2 separate regions of the Mus musculus genome follow, and region 2 is linked to region 1. Evidence: chromatin loops called from intact Hi-C (ENCODE). Cell type or tissue: left cerebral cortex. All regions are shown on one strand.

Evidence for each region. Hi-C counts contacts between places; a loop is a spot of excess contacts. Peaks named below come from ENCODE experiments on the same cell type or tissue, not always from the same donor. Only the 100,000 strongest peaks of a DNase experiment are listed, where the experiment ranks them.
Region 2: it touches region 1 in a loop (2.6-fold over the local background); 7 of 42 quality-filtered maps call a loop at or near these places.

Annotation. Positions count from the first base shown.
Region 1 is chr9:99,766,583-99,774,582 of GRCm38, reverse strand. No RefSeq gene overlaps it. Among named protein-coding and RNA genes, the nearest start is that of Gm23949, 20 kb to the right of the region's middle. In left cerebral cortex, no CTCF peak of the experiment used is centred here; a DNase peak (open chromatin) is centred at 3,708.
Region 2 is chr9:100,378,087-100,386,086 of GRCm38, reverse strand. Gm34397 (a long non-coding RNA gene) reads left to right here. Exons shown (of 5, transcript XR_379751.2): 5 at 1,203-1,296. Among named protein-coding and RNA genes, the nearest start is that of Gm34397, 26 kb to the left of the region's middle. In left cerebral cortex, CTCF peaks have their summits at 3,187 and 3,389 (motif pointing right); a DNase peak (open chromatin) is centred at 3,407.

The DNA of each region.
Region 1 (8,000 bases):
AGAGAGTAGGCATTGCTCTGCTTGCTGTACTCCGTTTCTTCACGATACCTGGACCACAGCAGCTAGACTCCAAAACGGAGGGACTTGCCAATCTAGAACTAAGTTAAAAAGCCACCACGGAGACTCTGCCTTGGTTTCCCACATTGTATCAGGACCAACACCCATGTACCTTTTTGTTCAAGTGGAAGAAGGAAGGTATTTTTACCTCCTTGACAAGAGAATTAAATTGTAACTATAAGTATTTAATGCTGTCCCAGCCTAAAATGGGGAGGAAAAGAAAAACTACTTTATCTATATACAAATAGGCAAGACAGAGAGAGACTTCAAGATTTCAGAGCATTAAAAGTGATGCAAAGCCCATTTAATGGACACCACCAGAGCTTTTTCCCCCCCAAGCACTGCAATTGATTGCCATGAGATTATGATGCCATTAAAATTCACTCTGCCCATAAACTAATGCTGAGGAAAATGCTGACGTTTATAGCGCTTCCTACAAGGGACATATTTCAGTGTGAAAGTAAGTCCTAATGTGAGAACTTTATCTCAGTAAAGCAACATCTAAGCTGGGGGAAGGAGGAGGAGGAAGAGAGGCCGTGCAGGAGTGCTGTGAGTTTTATTTCTCTCAATAATGGGTGTATGGATGCTAAATTCCAAAGACTTTTTAAAATAAATCTATTGGCCTTTGACAAAATCAATCCAAACCCCATAAACCAAGAAGTCATCCACTTGATATTAATGAGCCCACATTTGCATTTATTTGTCTCTTACACTAGACAAACCATTAATTTCATGTTTATGCTTCCTTTGAAGTCTGAATGCTCATAGATAGATGGCCTCATCGAATCTCCTGCTGCTACATTAATATTTCGCTATAAATGATAAATTTTATCATTTTCCACAACACCCCTTTTTACTTTAAGAAAGCTGTGAAAATACAAGCAATAAGTCTTGAGGTCTGAAAGCGCAGCACTCTTTTTTTTTTTTTTTTTTTAAATACTCTTCAGCTGAGATCATTAAAATAGTGATGTCTTTAGCATCAGGATACCCTTGATGGCCTCTGGGTTTGAAATCAACGTGATGTATAATCAGCCTCTCGTGAGTAAAAGATGGTTCGTGTGGCTGGAACTGACAGTCAAGCGCATTCCTGACCAGCGCTCAGTGCCTATGTTTATCTGATAATGTTTTAATTTCAGACATGAGCCTAATCCATTGACTCTAAAGAGGAAATCTTTGAGGTAGAAGTATTTAGCACCAGTGAAGTATTGTCCCTGGGTCATTTGGTAGGATATTAGAAATGGCAAACTACCAAGCAGGAGGTCCACGGGCTCTAGATGGAATGGATCACCGTTAATCAGTCCACATGCATATACCACGCAGATGGTCCCCGATGGTACTGCTACTGTTTGATGGTGGTGCCAATGACCGTGATGGTGGTGATTGATGAGTGCTGCTTCAACCTTTCTACATGTCCAGCACTGACCCTGGACTCTGAGGCCATCCTTCCAACAATCCTGGAGACAATTGCTACTGTCTCAGATTACTGATAATGGAACTGAAACTCAAAAAGCATAAATCATTTGCCAACTAAGCAACTGATGGAGAGCATGGGAGGTGCAGTTGCCTCTTTACACTGAGCTATCGCATGTAGAGCCCCCAGGAACGTCTAGAGATGCCTTGAACTCCAAATCTAAATTCCATTTCCACAGTAAAAGGAAGGAAGGGACCCAAGCCAGGAGTTTCCATGTGATCAACTTTGATGACAGTCACTTCAAGTCACCCTGAGTCAGGTACATACAATTAGAATGTCTCTTCACTTTTAATCTAGAACACTCTAGTAACATGTTCTTTGCCTTCTCTCATCCTTCAAGGGCTCTCTCTTCTGTTACTGACAGGTCCATCAGTCTAGTCTCTTTCACAGATGTGCACACAACTCTCTGAGACCATACCTATTGCTCTGTCTCCGTTCCACCAGCTAAATGGACTTCGTTTTGCTTACCCAAATACAACACTTCAGCCACAATTCATGTTTTATGTTCATGTGTCGTTAAAATTAATGTGTAGCTTCTTTATACGCTTATAAATATACATCCATATCTATCTTTTTAGATTACACTCCTTTTGGAGGATGAGCAGAAAGTCTCTCCTACCGGAGTTCCATATTCAAATTGATTCTATGAAAAATACTATTCGCACGAAGTAAAAAGACGCATTACAAGAAAAACATAAATTGTTAAAATGTCAAATGACTGCTTGGCTTATTTTTACTTTACTTCTGAGACAGAGTTGTGATTAAAGACTGGAGTGAAATGTTTTAAATGAAAACAAAAATAAGAATATTTAACTGGCAAGAAATGAGAAAGGCAGCTTGGTAGAAAATATCGGAGAGGCCCTCCATTTGGTCAAGAGCATAAATGGCTCAGGTATTGAGACTAGGCCTGTTCTGCTTGCATTACCAAAGGGATACAGAGCATACGTGCAAGGGTAGAGATCAACTTCCTGACCACAGGGCAGGCTGCAGACAGAGGCTAGGCATCCTTAAGTAAACTAGCAGACTGGGTGGAAGAAAAATCGCAACCACTCTCTGTTGGCCGGTTTTTATTGTCGTTCTTATTCACGTGTCTGGATGTTTTGTCTGCAGATAAGAATGTGCACCCTGTGCATGGTGCACATGGAGGTAAAAGAGGGAGTTGAATGCCCCAGAACTGGAGTTACAGATGTTGGGAGCTGCTACATGTGTGCTAGAAACCAAACATGGGTCTTCTCTGCAAGAGAAGTGCTCCTGACCATGTGTTGATCCATCTCTCCAGCCCTTCTTTCATGGACTTTTGATGTTTCCCATTTAATTATACAATTGTCCTTAACTAAACACTACTATTACCTCTGTTTTAAACTCAGGAAAAGCAAGACCTTGGAAGAACATATAAGTTGCATAGAGATGCTAAGGTACTAAGATCGAAGGTACTAAGAAATAAAGCTGAAATTCAGACCCAGAATGCTCTGCTCCAGACCAATGCTGTCTGGCTTCTTTAGTAGCCACATGTGAACTCAAGAAGAAAGCCTGCTTCAGCTCACCCTACACAGTAACTGTGGTCGCCTGCTTCAATAAATGGCCCTCTCTTTACAATGGAGTGGGCAGTAATTGAAAAGAAAATCATTATAATCTCCCAAGTGATCATGACCATGGACAGAGCCATTCTTTCTAGACTTGGAGTTAGAATAAAGGGCCTATCATCCAACTTCTCTGCTTCACAGAAAATAAGGGGCTCTTGAGTGTTAGCATGTTGTCTTAAAAGAGAACTGTGCCCACAGTGACCAGACACCTTGAAAAGAATTTAACCAAGTCAGTCACTGAAAAGCTCACCTACATTCCCCCAGGTCACTAGCAGTGTGATTAAGGGATCCAGGGGGGTCTTTCATTTGTCCCCTCTATCTCACTCTTCTTTTTCATTTGAAAAATTGTAAGTTCTCTATGGGGTTTCCTGAATCTGGATCCAAGGCTGAAATTTCCTTTCACTTCAGACTCACACAGAGAGAGGAATAGAGATGAGAATGAGGAAAACAAAATTCTATTTTTCTGAACCAGCAATGTTTACACCCAAGGCTCAGCGGAGACACAAGAGACAAAGTTCTTTTGTCTGTGCAACAATAGCCCCCGGGGAGCTGGTGCCGTCCTGCTGGGCAAGGTTGCCGCGCCAGCCCCATTGTGTAAGATGTGAGTGAGTGTGTCGATGCTTCTGCCGCCAGAGACTGTTGTGTGCTCAGAACAGTGCCCATTGTGCCCATCTTGCAAGAAGGACTTGGGCTCACCGATGGAAAACACTCACTGTCACTGTCCCCTAACCTCCGCTTTGCCATCCAAATCTCACGTTATGGATATAATCCAGACCTCTGTCATTTGAGGTCCTCTTGCCCTGTACTTCTGAAACAAAAGCTATTATACTGCACCATGAAAAAAAAAAAAAAAAACGTGGACGTGCAGACATAAAGGGGCCTGGAACACCAGCCTCCAAGGGAGCTCCATTTAAAGTTTTAAAATCAAGGAAAACAAAACACTTCCGATTAAAAAACAAGCTTCCATGCCTTTGAGCGCGCACGCACACACACACACAGGTGCATTCATGAGAACATTTCATCAAAATGCTCAGGACAAGAGAGAGTGACCTGTCCTTGCTTTCAGACGCAGAGAGGTGTAGTTGGAGAAGAGGGCCAGACAAGAAGGAAGCCTGAGCTTGCTGAACAAGGCTCGTTCCAATTAATGGGCTCTAACACAGGCAGAAAGGGCACACTTTAACTAAGACACATGGCAGGCAGAGAATATAATCTCTGCACAAATGAAGGGTGCAACCCCACTTTCTTAAAACAGCTTCTCACACCTCTAAAACAAACACAACCAAAAGCAGGTCATATTTTCCTCCCAGTAAGGGAGGCTCTGTGTTCTCCACAAACACCCAGGACACCACCCTGGCAAAGTGGTAGCTATACTGGGTTTGTCATTTAACTCTCTAAGAATCTCAAGGTATTTTGAAAACATAGGGGGTGGGGACTAGGTGCAGGAAATAACACGTTCCTCAAGTCCAAAATGACTCTGAGAAATCACTTGAGGCTCACTCCAGGTTTTAGCATCACATTCTCTGCCTGCAGGACCCAGGGAGAAAAGATGCAGCATCTTCTTAAAGCCATCCAATGCTAAGCATCACACGTCTCCCCAGCCACCCATTCTTAGACCAAAATGTATGTCTACTGCTTTCCTCTTGCAATCCTTCCACCTAGGAACCCTTCCTGCTTGCATACCCTTGCCACCTTCTTCTCATTGTCTATCCAGTTCCTATTTCACAACTGATCTTTAACACACACCCTTCCGTCAAACTCCAGCAGTGGATGAGTGAGGAAACCCCTTCCCTACAGGCATCTGCCTTGCTCTTACTGCAGACATCATCAGATGGTCTTGGAACCTTTCTCGGTGGCATTGGGAGCTGCCAACAAGATGCCCTTTGGTTAATTGGAATTCATGCTAATTCTGTGACCTATCACAGGGATAGAGGGGTGGCTCTGCATCTTGAAGATGAAAAACTCGTTTATGTCACTCAGTATTGGAATGCTGTTGTCGGAGGTGTTGGTATTGATGGTGGTGGTGGTGGTGGTGTGTGTGTGTGTGTGTGTGTGTGTGTGTGTGTGTGTGTTGCTGAAGATGAAGTCCAGGGTCTTGCACATTCTGGGCCATATCTCCAGGCCAGCAGTGCCCAGTGCCCTCATAAGTACTATTCTTATCACATCAATTTCCTAAATAAGAATTTGTCAGGCTGTTTGCTGTCTTTGGGGACAAACTATCTCATTTTCCCTTCATTCTGCCTCCTGCTAGACCAGATGTTGTCCTGGTCTCTGATGGCAGAAAGACATCTCTGTGCGCCATTGTCAAACCGATTCCTGACTTCATCTTTCTGAGTCAGTCAAACCTGTTCCCTGACCAACTTCTCATCCCAGTCTGTTTATTTCTTTTGCTTGGATTGAGCCCACAGTTTTTGCTGGAAAGTGAGGAAATAGTAGGAGAGGGCGAGAAATGAGAGGAAAGGGGGATGGAGAAAAAGATAGGGCTGTGTGTGTGGGGGGGAATAGAAATGTGGGAGAAAGAGAGAGAATGGAATGTTTGCACCAAACCACCTAGTCACCTGACTTCCCAGCATGCATTGCGATCTGGTAAGTTCTGCTTTGGAATTTCTAAAGTCTGCTGTCCCCTGCTGAAAATGGTATTGAGCGAAGACAGAGCCATTTGCAGTCACAGACTCTACAGGTCCAGTAGATCCTCTTTTGAAGTCCTGCCTATCCACAGCATCTATTGTGCATCTACATTTCATTGCTCATCCTTAGTCCTCGTGATGATGTAATTTATATACAGAGAGACAGAAACAAGAGTTAAACAGAGATACAGAGGTGTGTGTGTGTGTGTGTGTGTGTGTGTGTGTGTGTGTGTGTGCGCGTGCGCGCGCATGCGTGCGTGCGTGGGGGGAGAGGAGAGCATGATATTAGTGTGGTAGAAGCCAGTTCATCTATTTCTTTATCATCACGCATCCCAAGCTGGCTTTGAACTTATGATCCTCCAACCTCTGCCCTCAAAGGCTGGAACTACAAGAGCGAATTGCTACATGTTTTTAAGCTGTCTATTAATGAGTGCTATAAAGTGAAACAGAAATGCAATGTGTTGGATTTCAGCAGAGTTCTTTTCAAGGCAATTATTTTTAGAGGAACTCACCCTGTATTTATAACCATTTTCTTTCCCTTATTAGATTTGGCATCCCCACCCATCCTGCCCCTAGAGTCCCTCTCATGTGTCTACAACATGGCAATGTACCAGTTGAAACCACAAGTAATTCAACCTAAGGCCAAAGCCAATTCCAAATTATTTGTCTCAACAGAACTACCTGAATTTGCCAAGTGCTCTGATGCTCCACAGCCATAATTATGTTTCATAATTTGCTGCTCTGTAGACACTTGGAGACAGAAGTGCTGAATTAATTGTAGCATTTTTGTGACCTCTAGACTTTCTCCATTAAGATCAGGTTAATTTTCAACATGAGAAGACTCATTTTTCTGAACAGAATACTATCAGTAATAAACACGGAGCATAAGTGTGCGGTATGCACAAGTGGCTGCTATCAAACAGCTCTTCGATCACAGCCCAGTTCCGCTGAAAAGCCATTTACGTCAAATGCATTAGGAGAGGATGTGATGAGCATTTGATTGGTTTGGGCTTTGTGGACAGGCAGCAGCATCTCTCAACGATTTGGATATATGTTTGTGATGAGGTAAAACCGTGAGTAGGCGTGTTCACCTCAAGGTTCATTGACAGGGTCTGAGGTGTTTTTGAAAAAGAGGAAGACTTCACGGAGCCACCTGGGGGGACCACTCGTTGGAGGCGCTTCATATTACTAGAGGCCACAGGGCTTGTGCTGTTTTGAAGGACTCCTCACCATCCTTCATGCTTGCTCTGACTATGCAGATGCCAATTGAACGGCCCTTGAAGTAATCTGAGCCAACACTCCAGGGTATTGTTTTAACTCCAGTGTATGTGTAAAGCAGGCCAGACTGTAGCTTGGTGGCCTTGCAGTGAAATGCACCTTAGCTGACTAAGAGGGGCTTTTCATAGCATCATCCTGGCCGATTAATGAGCTGTCAAGTTTCTGACCAAGCTTCATCCACTTCTTAGTGAGAGATTCTGGGTAGGAGACTCTCACTCATGAGCAGCATCAATAAGAAGCAGAAATGGCCCTAGAACTAACCAAGATACATTATTTAGTGTCACATGATTTCTGAGACACTGACTTATTCCACATTACCCCCTGTGTTATTTCCAAAAGATAGCATGAATATGATCTCTTTCCATAGAGTGTTAAGTAGAAGATGTAAATTTTGGAACAAATCTAAATCATCAATGCCCTCTTCTAAGTGGGTGTGGCTAGCTTGTAACATTTATAAGAAATTTGGGGTAGATTAATAGTCTTTATAGCTGGGATTCTTAGTTTCCCTGGAGAAAAAAAAATGGGGAAATTAAGCTAAAGAGCTGGGGCACGGCAAGAAGTGGCATTCCCATAAGTCCAGTTTTGGAGAATGTCAGTGTAGCATGCGGCTCCTGCATCCTGGAGGGGTGGGACACATGCAAACGTTCAGAAACAGACAGGATGCTGGCGATGTGGGGCCTCGGCACAACCACATGCCATTAAATCCAAGACCTTTTGGCATTCTGCGTTCTAATCGAAAATATTGTCGATGTTTAAAAATTCTAAATTGTTCATGTGGTGAGCCGAGACGAAGTGCACAGTAGGCTCCTCAACTTCTCGTGGTACCACAGCCCTTCCAGAGACTCTCCAGAGAACGTGAGACAAAGCTAGACTGCAGATAGCTTTCCTGACCGCTGGCATGTGTGTGGGGCCAATTAAAACTGCGGAGAGATCTGGGTTGGAAACGTCACACTGAAATAGTTGTTCTCAAATACTCTTCAAACACAT
Region 2 (8,000 bases), 610 kb before region 1:
TCAGTGGATACAGAGAGTCTAGCTAGCCCAGGGTCAGCATCAGTGGATACAGAGAGTCTAGCTAGCCCAGGGTCAGCATCAGTGGATACCCACTGAGTAGGCTCCTGGATGAGACAAAGCCAGCCACTCAGAAGAGAAAGCACATGCCCTGCAGAAGCTTAGAACCCTCTGGAGACAATGTCCCTGTCTCTGTTGTCAATGTGGGGACTGCCCCTGTGCACTCTCTGCCCTTACAGACCACGCTTGCCTGAGGCCTAGCATTTTGCTCTGTCCTTGTTGCAGGCCAACACTGAGCACACGCTTGTAAAAGAGCCCCTCATTTAGAGTAGGTTCAGCTTTGGGAAACAGAAGATGGCTGACACAAAATGAACTCCGTGGTATTTTTTGTTTTTTGTTTTGTCTCATAATTCTTTGGGACCTTCCTTCCTTCCTTCCTTCCTTCCTTCCTTCCTTCCTTCCTTCCTTCTTTCCTTCCTTCCTTCCCCTTCCTTCCTTCCTTCCTTCCTTCCTTCCTTCCTTCCTTCCTTCCTTCCTCCCTTCCTTCCTTTCTTTCTTCCTTTCTTCCTTTCTTTCAACATTGTGTATCTTTTGCTTTTATATTATGGTTTCCAGTTTTGTTTTTATGGATTTTCTGTATGTGTCTCAAAGTTTATATATGTTTCTTATTTTTTTCATTGGTATTCCACCCTCTTTGTTTCTTTAGTCCTGTTCTGGTTTGTTTATTTGATTTCATCTTTTATCATCATCATCATCATCATCATACTTTTGATGACTGTATTCTAATGAGAGAGAGAAGGAAAGGGTATAGATTTGGGTAGATGGAGAAGTGGGGGGGAATCTGAGAGGAGCTGGGGGAGGGGAAATTGTGATTAGAATATATTATATGAGAAAAAAATCTATTTTCAATTTAAAAAGGAAGGAAGGAAAGAAGGAAGGAAGGAAGGAAGGAAGGAAGGAAGGAAGGAAGAGAGGAAGCTGGGGACCACAAGACCCTTCTAACATAGGAGAGGTCAGTGAGTTTTGCTTCATGGCTTCACATGCCCGGAGAGGAGAGACCAGAAGCCTGGGATATATGTGACCTGAGAAGCAAGGAGATGGCATAGTTGGGCATGGCTCTTTATCAAAGACCCCTTTCCTCTCCTGGGGTCTCTGGCCCCTAGATCTCTGACCTTCTCTGGTGTCTTTTCTCTTCCATCTTACAGAGCCTGCCAAGGTCAATGAGAAGAAGACACAAAGGAACAGATCAAGAGCCAATTCTTGACAGTTGAGTTTTCTAAATAGGTTCAAAAACTCGTATCAAGGGCGACATTCTTGAAAGCCAAGGCTTTTGATTTGAAATCTTTTTTTTTTTTTTCACTTCAGAAGAGTAAATAAATCCTGGAAGGAGCTGAAGAACAAAACAGTGCTCCCAACCCCAGCACGGAGAAGGACTCCTCTTTTCTTTAATTCAATTTTGCTATAACAGAAAAATTTAAAAAGTGAGAGAATAGTAAAATGGCCTGACGTTCTCACCATTTAATTTGGAACACGTGTTGACCCTGGCCTCGTCTTTTCTCATCTCTTTCTGACTCTCTCCACCATGTGGATGATCTCATACTTTATCTGCAGGTGCTTCTGTGACCTTAATATAGGACTTTAGAAGACACAACTCTAGAGCTGGAGAGATGGCTGACTGGATAAACTGCCACCAAAGACTGGAACCCAAGTTCTAGTCCTAGATTCCATGTAAAGATAGGAGGAGAGAGCTGAATCCTGAAAATTTTTCTCTAACCTCCATATGTGTGTTTCTCTCTCTCTCTCTCTCTCACACACACACACGTTCATACTCACACGTGCATGCACACCTGTTAATAATAATAAGCAAAAAGTTAAAAAAGAAATCACAACCCTAATATAATTGTGCCTAAAGATGATTAATTATAATTAGTGACTATATAGACAGTCCCCTAATTTGCATATTTTTTAAGGTAAGAGAAGATTATATAATTATATTAATCTCAAAGATAAATAATAAAAATAAACATGTTTTTAATGAATTGTTTTAGATTAGTGTGTAAAGTGGCAGGTTTTCATTTTAGAATACCTTCTTACAACTAGTAATTTGTCAAATCTTTTATTATTATGAGCAAAACTCATAGGTAAATTTGATCTTATATATACAATTAAGAAATTAGTGGAGTGTTCTAGCTGGATTATGATGCAGAAATAAAACCAAAGCCACTTGACTCATTCATTTTACATTCAACTACTTGGACACTGCCGTATGGGAAATATACTTATGTCTCAGGCTTGAGCGTAGAGTCACAGTGACAATGGAACTGCGAGCACAGAGCCGCACGGATCGCATGTGCTGGTTTAATTGCTACAAACAGCGTTGTTGCCTGAGACACTTTGGTTGCGATGACGAACAACTTTTGCAATGGTTTGTAACAAAACAGGTCCCACATTACCTTGACAGTGTTATTGCTATCCTCAAAAATTGAGTGTGTATTTAAAGTATATAAAATTTCTTTTCGTCTGTAATGTGGCATCGGCCCCAGGTTCAGCTAACTGTCGGTGATTTTTAAGCCTGCATTGACCACCTGTGCAATCACCAGGCTGGTGAGGCTTAGGCCAGTTCTCAAGTGTTGGGACAATCCTATGCGTTGTTAAGGTCTCCTGCCCACCAAATACCAGAACTATTCCATATTAAAGGTTATTGAAGAAACCTAACAAAATTTAATGTTCTTCAATGATTTTTAATTGAATCCAGAGTGGAACTAAAATATTATCTAGAACATTACTTGCATAACTGGGATATTATAGACAAGAATTTTATAGATAGTACTATTAATGCTATTTTGTGGATTAACTGGTGAGCTATCCACATAGTCTCATAACACTTCCATATAGATTATAAAAATTTGAAATTAAAACCGTTAGAGAAATATCCTAACCTTTTTTCCTCCCAACTTTGCTACAGAGGCGATCCTATAACTCTGCCATCCTCAATAGACACAGTAACTTCAGCGAGAAAGGAAGCTGAGGGAGCAGGAAGGATCAAAGTGGGGTGAGCTTTAGCGCGCCCTTCTGGGGCTGGGTGGCAGAGGTGTCTCGGAACTCCTGTAGGCGTGGGCTTGGGTTTCTCAGGGTCCTAACAAGTCATATTCTCTTTAGAGTGTCAGAAAGGGCGGTTACCAAAAAAAAAAAAAACAAAACAAACAAACAAACAAAAAAAAAACAAAAACAAAAACAAAAAAAACCAAAACCAAAAACAAAACAAAAACAAAAACAAAAACAAAAACAAAAAAACAAAAAAAAAAAAAAAAAGAAAGGGCGGTTACCCACCCGGGATGGGAGGGAAGTTAGGAGGAACTCGATGGTTGATGAAAGGTGAAGGGTTCATTCCAGCAGGGGGCAGCAGAGAGCTAGGATGTGATAGCGGCTGGCTCTCCCATGGCTTTTCCCACACCTGGGACACTGGTGCTGCTGGGTTTGGACTCAGCAGCCAGCTTGAGCAAGGAGGGCAGTGGAAAGGAACAGAGCAGAGCAAGGGCCACAAGAATTTGAGGGAGTCACTCAAACTTAAAACGTCTTAATGATTTGATAGCATTCATGGAGAGGGAGATAAGTTATTTTTTGCTGTCAAGTGAAAGTGGGGCCAACAGTCATGTTGCATTCCTTTCAGCAAGCCTGGTTTTTGTGGTGTTTGAAACGTGAGCAGCCATAGTCTTCTGAGTCCCTTGTACCCACTGGGTAGAACATTTAATACTGCCAGACCCCTTTGTTATTTCACGTTTTAAAAGTCATTGATCATCAAGCACTTAGAGATCTGAGAAGGTGAGGGTGTCACTGAATATGCAGAACATGTCAGAGAGATAGCCAGGACCTGGACACAGACCCGGAGTGGCCATTTTTTAGAAGTCAGAAGCTTCCAGGGAAAAAGCCATGTCCAAAGTCACGAGTATGGAGAAGTCCCCAAGTCCTGGGTGTCTCTTTCTCCGTTCTTTAAGAAGAGTCAAGGAAGGACTGTCTTCCCGACTGAGACCTATGGAGAATGAGTGGGTTCCTGTGAAATAAAACCCTTGTGCCTTCAGCCCTGCTAATCAGAGGATGCCACAGGAACTGGCAGGGGCAGATGGCTGAGATCCTATCACAGCAGCCTCAGGATTTAAGAACATTAATTTTAAAGGGGGATTAAAGCACAGAAGGACGTTTTTAAAACGTCATGCATTTTCATAAGCACCTAGGCATGCTTACTGTGTTCACGTGACAGGCCTTTGTATCAAACTGTGATGAAAGTGAGGGGCTTTTACTACGAATCTGTGTGATGGGGGAGCTGGTGTTTGTTCTGATGAAATACTGGCTAGAGTTACACTTATGTCTCAGTGTTGGTTTGCTGGCTCCTGGGATAGAGTGTACCACTCTGGGTTGCTAGCCATGGAAATTGAGCTAACCTTGAGACACTGTGGCTTATACAGTCAGTCTATCCTGGACTAGACGTCTAACCCACTGTACTTTTTGGACTTCAGACACAAAGCTATCCCTGTGGTCTTCAGACTGGAGACAACATCTCCCAGGATGCTCAGTGGCTTTCAGGGAGACATGAGGGCTCACAGAAAATTCAGTTGCCTTAGTCTATATGCCTTCTTTACTGATATTATCCATCTGGGAATGTGCCTGTGGCATGAAGGCTCTCTGCTCCATTCCACGTGTACTCACTTGAGAAAACACACAGGCAGCTTCTTGCTGCCTACAGATCCAGATGTAGAACTCTCAGCTTCTTCTCTGCCTGCACCCTGCCGTGCTTCCAACCATGTCAATGGATTAAACCTCTAAACTCAAATCCATCTTTGAGTGCCGAGAGGGGCGTGGGGGGCGCTTCACCTTTAATCCCAGAACTTGGGAGGAGGCAGAGGCAGGAGGATCTCTGTGAGTTCAAGACCAACCTACTCTACAAAGCAAGTTCCAGGACAGACAGAGCTGTCTTGAAAAAAAAAAAAAAACCCTCAAAAATAAAATAAAGTGCTTTCAGCAGTGCCTGGGTTCTGTGCTGTAGCTGTGGCCATTGTCCAGAGCTCCGGAAAACTTAGCACACCTGGCTCGGCGGGTTCCTGGCAAGTCTAATACACATCAATGTACATCAATGTACTGTCTATAAATCTCACGATTTCAATTAAAAAAAAAAAGAAACAAAACACACGTGCCTTCCCTCTGACCTTGGGATGGCTGAAACTTTTTTTTTTTTTTTAAATAAAATTGACGTTCACTCCTCCTTGCCCCTCCTCACCCCCTTTTAAACCAGAGTGGTATTAGGGGTATAATGATGGTGTGGTGTCTCAGAGTTTCAACTCTGAATGAAGTCAGGATGTGTCTTCTAGTCGATGTTATATCTCATTTACCTCGGTTGTGTGTGTGTTTATGTTCTAGCACTAAAAGCTGCAGAATGGGTTCTGTATCTTGAAGGTGAACCCTGGAGATGAGCATGGAGCACCCTTAGACAAAATATTGCTTTACTAAGTAGAAAAAATACATTTAAAATATATTCTTTGAAAATTTCATGCACGCGTACAATGAATTCGATCGTATCGGCTCCTCATCCTCTCTCCGACTCTTTCCATGTCCCTGGCTCCCTGTCTCCCTCTCAACTTCACGTCCTTTTTATTTAACACATGATCAACATGATTTATTGTTAATTTTATTACTAAGTCACTGTTACACGTGGCTGGTGCTAGTGGTGAGGTGGGCAACAGGGGTGGGGGGCTGATGGGATAGGAAAAAACTCAAGAACAAAAGACGGGAGTACCAGTCATGATTGTAAGTCTTTTGTTGCCTCACTTAAAGGTAGAGCATCCTTCTTTGCTGTGTAGAAGCGCTGGCTACAACAGGCCCAAAAAGATTCATATTAGGAAGGTGGCCAAAGAGTGATGGGGTTTTGAAGGGAGACAAATGTCTGGAGAGGAAGGAGCAAAGCCACTGTGAGTGGAAAGAATGGGAGGGAAGCCCAGGGAGAGGCCTTGGCCAGGAAAGGACATGGGCATCAAAGGGAAAGGAAAAGAGGCGTGAGCAATCAAAGCCCCATGCCCTGGGTCACGTGTTAGTAATATTCTGTTGCTACACTTCAGCCAGGTACCATCTGAGGGACCTTTAAGATCTTTAATACTGTCATAGCATGACCATAATTGCTTTGTGGGACATCTTTGATTGTTGTTCTCTTGCTAACTTGGGGTGTGTGTGTGTGTGCAATTCTCAGAGCTCCCAGTGCAGCAGTTTTCAACCTGTGGGTCACAACCCCTTTTGGGGGTTCCACAGGGGTCACCTAAAACCATTGGGAATATCAGATATTTACATTATGATTCATGACAGTTACAAAATTACAAATAAAATAGCAACGAAGGTAATTATTATGGTTGGGAGTCACCACAACATGGAAAACTCTGTCAGAGGGTTGGGGCATTAGGAAGGTTAAGTACCACTACCCTAGAGTGGGCAGCTACAGATGGGGACTTTACCATGGGACTTACACTGGCGAAGAGTGGACAGAGGCAACACAGTGGTTCAGAAGCAGCCTTGAGACACGGGCTCTGCAGGCGCTCTGCTCCGTCCCTCTGCCTCAATAACATGCCCCCTTTTTAAATTTAAAAACAAACAACAAACAAACAAACCAAACCCCTGCTTAGTCTAATGAATGGTTCTAGGATGTACATGGGTACATATACTGGAAGATGAGCAGCCTATGGGGGCCAAATCCCTGAAGAAAACTGACTCTCCCTTCCTTAGTAGCTGCCAGCCACCAATTGCTCCCCTGCTAGTGGTGGGGCCTCATGCATCCTTCCTCCATTTGGGCTGAAGTTTGATAGGTATGATCTTGGGTGAGTCTTGTGTAAGCAACCATGGCCACCGTGAGCCCAAGTGTCCTGTGACCCTGTGGTGACCAGAAAACACAATTCTGTGATAGTCCTCCCCGGTCTCGGGGAGATATGAGAATGGAAACTGTGGTTGTTTATTTATTGGCTGGAAAAGAGACTTGGAAGAGCTGGACTCAGAATAGAAGTTTACGTTAGGAGGAATGGTAAGTTAAGTTCATTTGGCTACCCTTTTTTTTTTTCCTGAATGTAAACACACCACACGGATTCAGAAGGTATGGCAGACCATTGCCAGGGTACCTGGTGCTCACACACCATGTTGTTTGCCCCAAGATCCAAAGTGGAGAAGAGGAAGCTACAGGGATCAGATGAAGAATGGTGGCCTTGGGCAAACACCAGGATATAAGACAACAAGGCTTTTCTTTTTTTTAATTTTTGTTTTTCTTTTCTTTTTTTCAAGAAGAGGTAGGAAAGGCTTTGGTGAAGGAGAAAACCATGAAGAGGTGTTTTTTACCAACCACCGGTGACCCTGATGATTAGTTAAAAGTCAGTTATTTTGAATGGCTTAAGACTCTAACCTTGGCCCCGACCTGTCTCTGGAACAGACAGGCTGAAAGGGTCCAAAGTGAATTATGCAGAGGCCACTTAGGCTAAGCCTCTTGGCGTTCTGAATTGGATGCCATTTTTAATTCTCATTTTCTCATGGCTGCCGCTGCGGCTGCCGCGTGCATGTTTGTGTTTGCAGAAGCAGTTCAGGCCCTACAATTTCCAGCCATCCTGTTAAGACCCAGGCCGCCTTGCTATCTCCTATCTTTGTCCCTCACCTCATTTTGAAGGATTGTTACACATGTGTAAGCACAATGGGATTATGTATTCATTGTGTTTGTCCACTCTTTTCTGTGCCACAAAAGGAGAAATAGCCTGCACTGCGACTTAAGGGCTTTCTGACCGCTCCAAAGTCATGACATTTCCTTTGCTCTTTGATGGCTGGCTTTTCAAAGCCGAGGAAGCTGGGTGACAAACTCCGTTGGCTCCAGGAGGGAGATGGCTCTTCGTTGTTGTGAAAAAGCACATTTGGTAACTTTTAAAAAGCAAATTGAGGACTTAATAGAGCACACAGTCTTCTTTGGAGATTGCTACAAGGTGGATTGTCTT